3 separate regions of the Mus musculus genome follow, and all the other regions are linked to region 1. Evidence: chromatin loops called from intact Hi-C (ENCODE). Cell type or tissue: left cerebral cortex. All regions are shown on one strand. Region 1 overlaps Diaph3 (diaphanous related formin 3). Region 2 overlaps Diaph3 (diaphanous related formin 3). Region 3 overlaps Diaph3 (diaphanous related formin 3).

What was found. Hi-C counts contacts between places; a loop is a spot of excess contacts. Peaks named below come from ENCODE experiments on the same cell type or tissue, not always from the same donor. Only the 100,000 strongest peaks of a DNase experiment are listed, where the experiment ranks them.
Region 2: it touches region 1 in a loop (5-fold over the local background); 2 of 42 quality-filtered maps call a loop at or near these places.
Region 3: a loop joins it to region 1, with 4 times the contacts of the local background. A loop is called at or near these places in 2 of 42 quality-filtered maps.

Annotation. Positions count from the first base shown.
Region 1 is chr14:86,747,908-86,750,407 of GRCm38, reverse strand. All of the region lies in intron 27 of Diaph3 (diaphanous related formin 3), which reads left to right. Among named protein-coding and RNA genes, the nearest start is that of Gm33025, 45 kb to the left of the region's middle. In left cerebral cortex, a CTCF peak has its summit at 1,455; DNase peaks (open chromatin) are centred at 207, 680 and 1,343; H3K4me3 peaks cover 715 bases; H3K27ac peaks cover 1,851 bases.
Region 2 is chr14:86,658,757-86,661,256 of GRCm38, reverse strand. The region is part of intron 27 of Diaph3 (diaphanous related formin 3); the gene reads left to right. Among named protein-coding and RNA genes, the nearest start is that of Gm32969, 130 kb to the right of the region's middle. In left cerebral cortex, no CTCF peak of the experiment used is centred here; DNase peaks (open chromatin) are centred at 530 and 1,048.
Region 3 is chr14:86,677,086-86,679,585 of GRCm38, reverse strand. All of the region lies in intron 27 of Diaph3 (diaphanous related formin 3), which reads left to right. Among named protein-coding and RNA genes, the nearest start is that of Gm33025, 120 kb to the left of the region's middle. In left cerebral cortex, CTCF peaks have their summits at 977 (motif pointing left) and 2,393; DNase peaks (open chromatin) are centred at 1,083 and 2,369.

The DNA.
Region 1 (2,500 bases):
AGCATCAGTATGCTTCTCGGATACCTTGCTTTTTCCCACTTAGATTTTTTTCCCATTATAAAGTTTGTACTGAAGTTGTGAAAAAGAGATTGAAGCGTTAAAATTACAACATGACTTAATGTGTGTTCAAAGAAGCCGAACCTTACAGAGCTGACTTGCCTTTGAATCACAGCTTTGCTGTTTGGTAATCACAGATCCTGACTCTGTCTGCACGTCAGTTTCCGCAGATGAAAGCAACCATCAGTGGGCATCAGTTCTACCTGCTTTTTATAGGACTTGTGAGAACTACACCACGCCACACTGACGCACTTGCACTCAGTCTATGTGAGCTCTTCCTAATGATACTATTGATTCTCCTGCTGACAGGGACACTGAGAAAAAGACGGTCTTCTGGAAATACCTGAGTTTTACAGATTTCAGAAAGATAACTGGCATGTGCTAAAACTATGCCAAGTAGCCTTGTTGTGCTTTTCTTATGAGACACATCCTCGCCTTTACTTCCTTAAGAATGCTTCTGATACCTGTGAGAAGCACAGGCCCATACAGCTAGATAGCTGGGCTGCGGAGGCGTGGAACAATGGCCAGGGTAAGTCATTCTTAAGCCATCTACATGACTTTTTCCATCTTACTTACACTATTAGCACTAGACGGGTTTCAAGGACTTCTCACTTTGTTGCTTTGAAAGTCTCCTTCAAAAAGAGTGTGATAGCTATTCTCCTGTTTGATGTTAAGTGATTTCGAAGACCCCCAGCCTTGCAGCTCTCACCATAGGTTGCTTGGATACACTGTTCCTTCCTACTGCAACTACAGGCTTTTGGAACCTGGCTGAATATCCAGATGTGGGGAAATGCGTATTAATTAGTCATAGGTTACATACATTTATATCATCGAGCTGGCAGAAGGAAAAGGGCATTTGTAAGCAGCAGTGAGACAGCAAACACAGACTTGGTTGCCTTGGGTGCTGTTTAAAATTGAAGACAATATGAACAAGATCTAACAATCATTCTTTAATTGTTTTTGAAATTTCAAAACGATAAATCAATGACATTTCGTAACTGCCAGTACCTTGATGAGCTCTGCAAACTCAGAAGTCAGTTATTGTAAATTATACTTAAATATGATGGCAGAGATCTCTGTGCCATGAAGAAAGCGCCTGATCTATGGCTATTTTGTTCTGTACATGGTACAATGCACTACACTGTTCTAAGCCAAAGCCCTGTGTTGTCTGGGTAACTCCTGTTGCCATAGCAATGAAATTCTTTTGCGGGAGCAGGGCGAATGCTAATTGTAGCCATTTGTTGTTCCTTCTGTCGATCCCTTAACTAGCACAGTTGTAGAGCAGCCAGAGACACTGGGTGAACAGCACGGAGTGCCCCCAAAAGCATTGCTGCTGAAGGCAACCGGCTGCTCTGCTTAAAAAATCATGCGAGCAGCCTACAGTGCTGAGAGTGCCACTGTGTGGGCAGAAGCACAGCTTGACTCAGACCCTGACAACTGTTGAGCTGGGACTTAGAGGGAGAGAAGACTGCTTAAGACCTGTTGCGAAGGCACTGATGACATGAAGATTAATTTGACACCAGCCCCTCAGAGGTAGGTGCTGGGCAAATCATAACACCTGTTCATCCAGGCCTCCATTCAATATCAGAATGCCCGGAGGCTATAGGAGATAGATCGATGGTTATGCTTATTTCCATCTGAAACTGTATTACTGTGTCCTAGGGTAAAAATATTCATTTTGTCACAACCAACCAATTGCCATTCACTTAGGTATTGGATTCGGCCTGTGTTGGTAACTCCCCCTCTCTTCATAAGCCCTTATTTTTAGAGACTTATTATTTAACTGCCAGAAATGAGCTGAAACTGAAAATCAGCAGAAATGTGAGCTCACTCCTTTTGGAAAATAAAAGATATAGTGATGTCTACCAATTGCTTGGTCTTTCAAGCTAGCTCAATTTGAGAAAATGTGCTTAAACCTGGCAAGTAGTAATTCCTCATGAAACCTAATTGCTACAGGCACTTGAGGAAGAATAATCATCATAATTTTAAGGAAAAAATGTGAGTTATGATTATGCTATTATATCTTCCCTTTAAAGTTGTATTGACCCATAAAATGGTTAGTTCGTGGGATTTTTAAATTTTACTCCACCAGAACTATATAAACACAGTAATAAATTTTGAGGTAGTTTTTGAGGCAAAATGTAGCCTATCTACTTTCTAATTGAACAGCCTGGTGGTACATCCTATTAAAATTGAATAGAACTAATATTGTGGAACTGTTACATCAAGCCGATTCCTACTATCAGCTTAATGTTTGTTTAGTTTCGGGCAAAATTGGTATGCCGATTACCCAATAATAGCTAAAGATAAGATAGAGCGCAGGGAGGAAAGCCTAATGTTTGAAACAGACTTGCTGCAACTTCTAAGACTTGTGTATTCTCCACTTCTAGAGTTTAAGTGAGACAAGAATATTTTAAAATAATACTACTTCTTTGTAAAATAT
Region 2 (2,500 bases), 89 kb after region 1:
CAACAGTCCAACTTTCAATTCACAGAGGGATGGAAAGCTATGGTGGGCTCTTTGATTTGATTCTTATAGGAAGAATCATATGGAGAGTTAAACTGAAATTCGGTAGTCTTCCTACTTTATAGAAAAAATACTATGTATTTTATCCTGAATAGTTCCACAGATAAACATACAGGATATGTGTATTGGATTTCCTTATGTGTTTGGTACTAAGAATAGAAGCTGTCTCATCGCCTAGCGGTGCTGCCATTACCAGTGGCCCTGAGTATTGGCAGGGGTCCTGGATATATTACACACAGACATCAATGGTAATATCTTAAAGAGAAAAGAAAAAAAAAAAAGGAAAGCCCAGGATTTGATTCATAAAATTGTACAAAAGTACTCCCTTTAGAAAACTCAAGCAGTCATCCTATTTTGCCTTAGTATCTTCAGTTTCCATTTTTAAAATGTGTGTTGGCAAAGATTTCTGTGGAGGATAAATAGAAACGCTTCTCTTTTTATTGCAGCACCAGCCTTACCTTTCACCGAGTCCATATGTCCAAGTGTGCCATATTGTATTTCTAACTTGAGATGTGAAGGATGAAGCCACCCACATCAAATTATAATTTACTTCTGCAAATCCATGAATTCTAATTTACAGAATTGCTAGTCCTACGTTGTTTGAAAGACAGCTATGGAAAAATTTAATCCAAATAGCAACTAGGGGCCTGGTGGATTTGTTGCTGTGCAGAGAGGGGAGTGTTGCTTCTGGAAGAGAATAGTTATTGGGCAAGTGCTGATGGGGCCACAAGCTCTCCCATTTAATGTGCCTTGTACACTTGGCTATTTTTCCAGGGGTTCTGTGGAGTAGCATCTATCTTCGTTTTTCACATCTTATCAGTTGCTTCCATGAAAGTGTTTCCTTCTGAAACTGCAGAGGACTCAAATACCATGCCATTCCTTTAGCATCTTATCCCAAATGGCAAACCCATGACTATTTTGAGTTTCTCAAAAAGGATCTAAATGTTTTTCCCTGCATTGGCCCACTGGTTATTGGCTGAAGCCTTCAGAGAAGTTCAAACACCAAAGTGCTAAAAGAAGCATGCCAGGCTGTGCCGGACACTTCAACTGCCATCTCATGGGCAAAGATGTCTAAGTAGCTGCTGTCCTTTGTTTCAACAGTTGGTCCACTGGTGACATTCACAAGAATTGTTTGAGAAGAGTAAAATATCAAAATTGGATGAGTGTGGGTTCAAGAGGAGCATAAATGGGAAGACCAGAGGCAAGAGTCTGGCTTCTTCAAAGGGGTTCTTTAAAGGAGCCTAGCATGGAGGGCATAGCAGAGGCAGAAGTGAAAACAAATAAAAATGCCCTTCTCTCTTGAGTTTGAAGTTATCACAACAAATGTGTATGCTGAGACTTGTCTCAGTCAGGGTTTCTATTGCTGTAATGAAATCCATGACCATAAAACAAGCTGGGGAGGAAAGGGTTTCATTGACCTACACTTCCACGGATGTAGTCCATCATTGAAGGATGACAGGACAGGAACCTAGAGGCAGGAGCTGATGCAGAGGCCTTAGAGGGACGCTGCTTGCTTGCTTCTGGCTTGCTTCTCATGGCTCTCTCAGCCTGATTTCTTATAGAACCCAGGAGCACCAGCCCAAGGATGGCACTACCCACAATGGGCTCGGCCCTTCCACATCCATCACAAATTAAGAAAATGTCCTATAGCAGTCTCTTATGGAGGCATTTTCTCAATTGAGATTTCCTCCTTGCAAATGGCTCATGCTTGTGTCAAGTTGACATAAAATTAGCCAGGACAGGGATGACAACAGGGAGGGCTACACCTTGATAGTTCCAAAGGGGGAGTGCTGACAAAGGGAAGGCATTAGCACAGCAGGAGTGAGACCCTAGAGCTTGTTCTGGGGATAGCAGGATGTTGACCCATCCTAATAGGAAGGAAGGTATTGACAGATGCTAGATGCTAAGGGGAGATGTATGAATGGGCCAAATGGCTGGGTTTATATGCTGGAGGTTTGAAAAGAGAAGAAAGAGTAGGATATGCCTGTCTAGGAAAATGGAAGGATGAATGGGGTAGGATATTGCAATGACTTGAGGTCAAGCTTAGAATTCAGTCATCAACGTAATTGAGACCAGAACAGAAAGGGCTGATGTGACCTTGACCATAACTGTGCTGAGCTGGTTCTGTCTTTCTGCTCTACAAAGTTGTAAGGATTCAGGATATCATTGTTACGAAACTCAGCTTTGAATTACTTCACACTTGTCTTTGGCAAATGTTTTCAGCTTTGTCTAAAACAGTCCCAGTATCTCCTGAGAGCGCACCTGGCTTCTGCCACTAACTTGCTCAGTAACTAATGTAAGCACATGACCAAAATTCTTTTTGCTTTACTTGTTAGTCATGTCAACTTGACACATAAATTAGAGATGACTGAAAGGAGGGAGCCACGAATGAGAATATACATCCATAAGATCCTGCTATATATAGGGCATTTTCTTAATTAGT
Region 3 (2,500 bases), 71 kb after region 1:
GTACTTAGTCTTCCCCAAGCCCCAGAAGGTTTCTACACATCAAAACCTCCTTCCTCAGACTTTATTCAACCGTGTAGGAATGCAAATAAGACAACAAGCTTGTGTCTACCCACCTGACACTGAATGTAGAATTTGATTGCAGCCCTTTTTTTTTTTTTTTTTTTTTTGGCAGCCAAAAATGGAGGGAAGTGCTTGTAGATGCTTTGTTGACAAGACACTGAGAATGTGGATATAATTGTGTCAGAGGTGTAATGTATGAAATCTAAGCGCTCTGTGGGTTGTTACAGTTCATAATTATGTCATTAGCACATATCTAGTATATCATGTAGCAAACCTGACTTGACAATGACTTCATTCATTTAATTAATCTGACCTCTAATACTTAGGTCTGTGCATGCATAAGATTAGTATGTACAAGAAGAAAATGCACAGAGCATTCAAAGAGTAAAGTAGACTGAGTGTGGAGGTTCACTAAAGTTCTGTCACCAAAATGAACTTGGTGAAACTACAGACTTCCGCTTTCCTGCAGTTCAATTCTTGCAGCCTTCTTACATCGCAAGAGCCTATTAATTGTGCATGCCTTTAACCCCAGCACTTGGGAGGCAGAGGCAGAGGCAGAGGCAGAGGCAGAGGCAGAGGCAGGCGGATTTCTGTGTTTGAGCCCAGCCTGGTCTACAGAGTGAATTCCAAGACAGCCAGGACTACAGAGAAACCCTGTCTCTAAGAAAAAAAAAAAAAGAGAGAGACATACTCATCACATTGCATTCTTTCCTCTTCCAAAGAAAATGTGAGCCAGTATAGGAAAGAAGGACCATTCACAAAAGGTTTTAAAAACCAGATAGTTCTCAAGTATGCTGCTATATGTAATGGTTGCAAAGGAATGTTCATTCCATGTTTTCAAAATCACTAAAAGTTATTCAGGGTACAATATTGTTCACTAAATCTATTAGTGACAGGTGTAACTGGCTGACCTCTAGTGGCTATAACTGTAGCTACATCTTAGTTTACTGGGGGCTTTTAGGAAGTTGGCTTCTGTACCAAGGCTCTGCCTGCCTCCCTGAGTACAGGGGTGTCTTTAAAAAGAGAGAGAAATGGGGAAGGAAATTTGAGTTTCTAAAGTAGGAGTACTACTAATGAGATTATCTCCCCCGACGTTCCATTAGTCTATGTTAGAGGGCAGTGTGTAGAGGATGGACTCCTGTTCACTGTGAGGGCAGCTCCTGGAAATGGAGCACCCAGCTGCCGTTAGCAGCAGTCTGCACGCATCTTCAGGAGACCTCCTCCCAGCCAGCTTCCAGCAGCAATGCACGTGCAGCAGTGTTACATGGGATGTTTTGTTAGATGCCAGTGTGGATGTCTTTCTTATGTGTAAATGTGGGGCTTCTTGAATATTCTTATGTTGGTTTCATTAAGGCTCCTCATATATATTGTCATGTTTCAGAGAAAAACTTTAGAAATGCTGTCTGTGACCAGAAACGATTGGAACTGTCCAATAACTTAGGGATCTGAGTGTTCTAATTATTCAGGAATGACACAATAATAAATGTGCATTTATTATGGTGCCCTGCTCCAGAAAACTGGGAGAGATGTTATACTGTGGCAACTAAGAGATGATTTTACCATGTGAGGTTCATCTCTTTTTTTTGCCTTATCTTTACAGTACATCACACTAGAGTTTTCTGTGCAGTGTTCTTGATATAATTGTCCTGACCCTTGAACAAAACCTTGCATGATATCTTAAGCAAAAACATTAACAGGTATAAAAAGAGGAAATATAGTAGAAAATACAATCATTAAATCCAGAAAAATGTTCAACAGCTTTAAGTCATCTAAAAGATCAAGTGAGAACATAACTGAGGGTAAATTGTGGTCATTTCTAGAACTGTTGTATATAGATCAGTGACCCTTGCTGCCGGCTGCAGGATACTTGAAAGTATCTAGAATGTCTTTCATAACATATAAATGTGGGGGCTTATTTGATAGAGAACTTATTTCTCTCAATGATTAAATGAACTGTGAATTCCTAGACATATATGGCTATCGTGGCTCCCCAGTACATGTTTCTTAATCTCAAATACCATGTGGATTATACAGCTCCATAGACAGACTCCAAGGTCTCTTCTGTGATGACACGTGTAGCTCTTAAAGACTGTATGACAAATGGAAGAAGGAACAATTAATTGCTTATCCTTCCTCGTCTGTTTGCCTGCCGTCAGCACCTTCTTCAGCTTTACCAAAAGTACTGTACTCTGAGGCGTGTTTTTTTTTTTTCCTGCCCACTGTATGGTACATTTCTAGTGCTTTGTGTTTTGTGTTACCATAGAGACAGGAGGTATTCCAAAGCCCCAGGAAGAGAGTGGAAGCAAGTCTTTGAGTTAACAGTCCCTGCTGGCAAGAAAAGCCCGAGGCAGGAATCTATAGCAGTAAACGGAAGGAGGGAATTGTGTGGTCCGATCTGTCTGTGTGTCCATGGAGTCTTAGAAAGCATGGACTCAGCCAA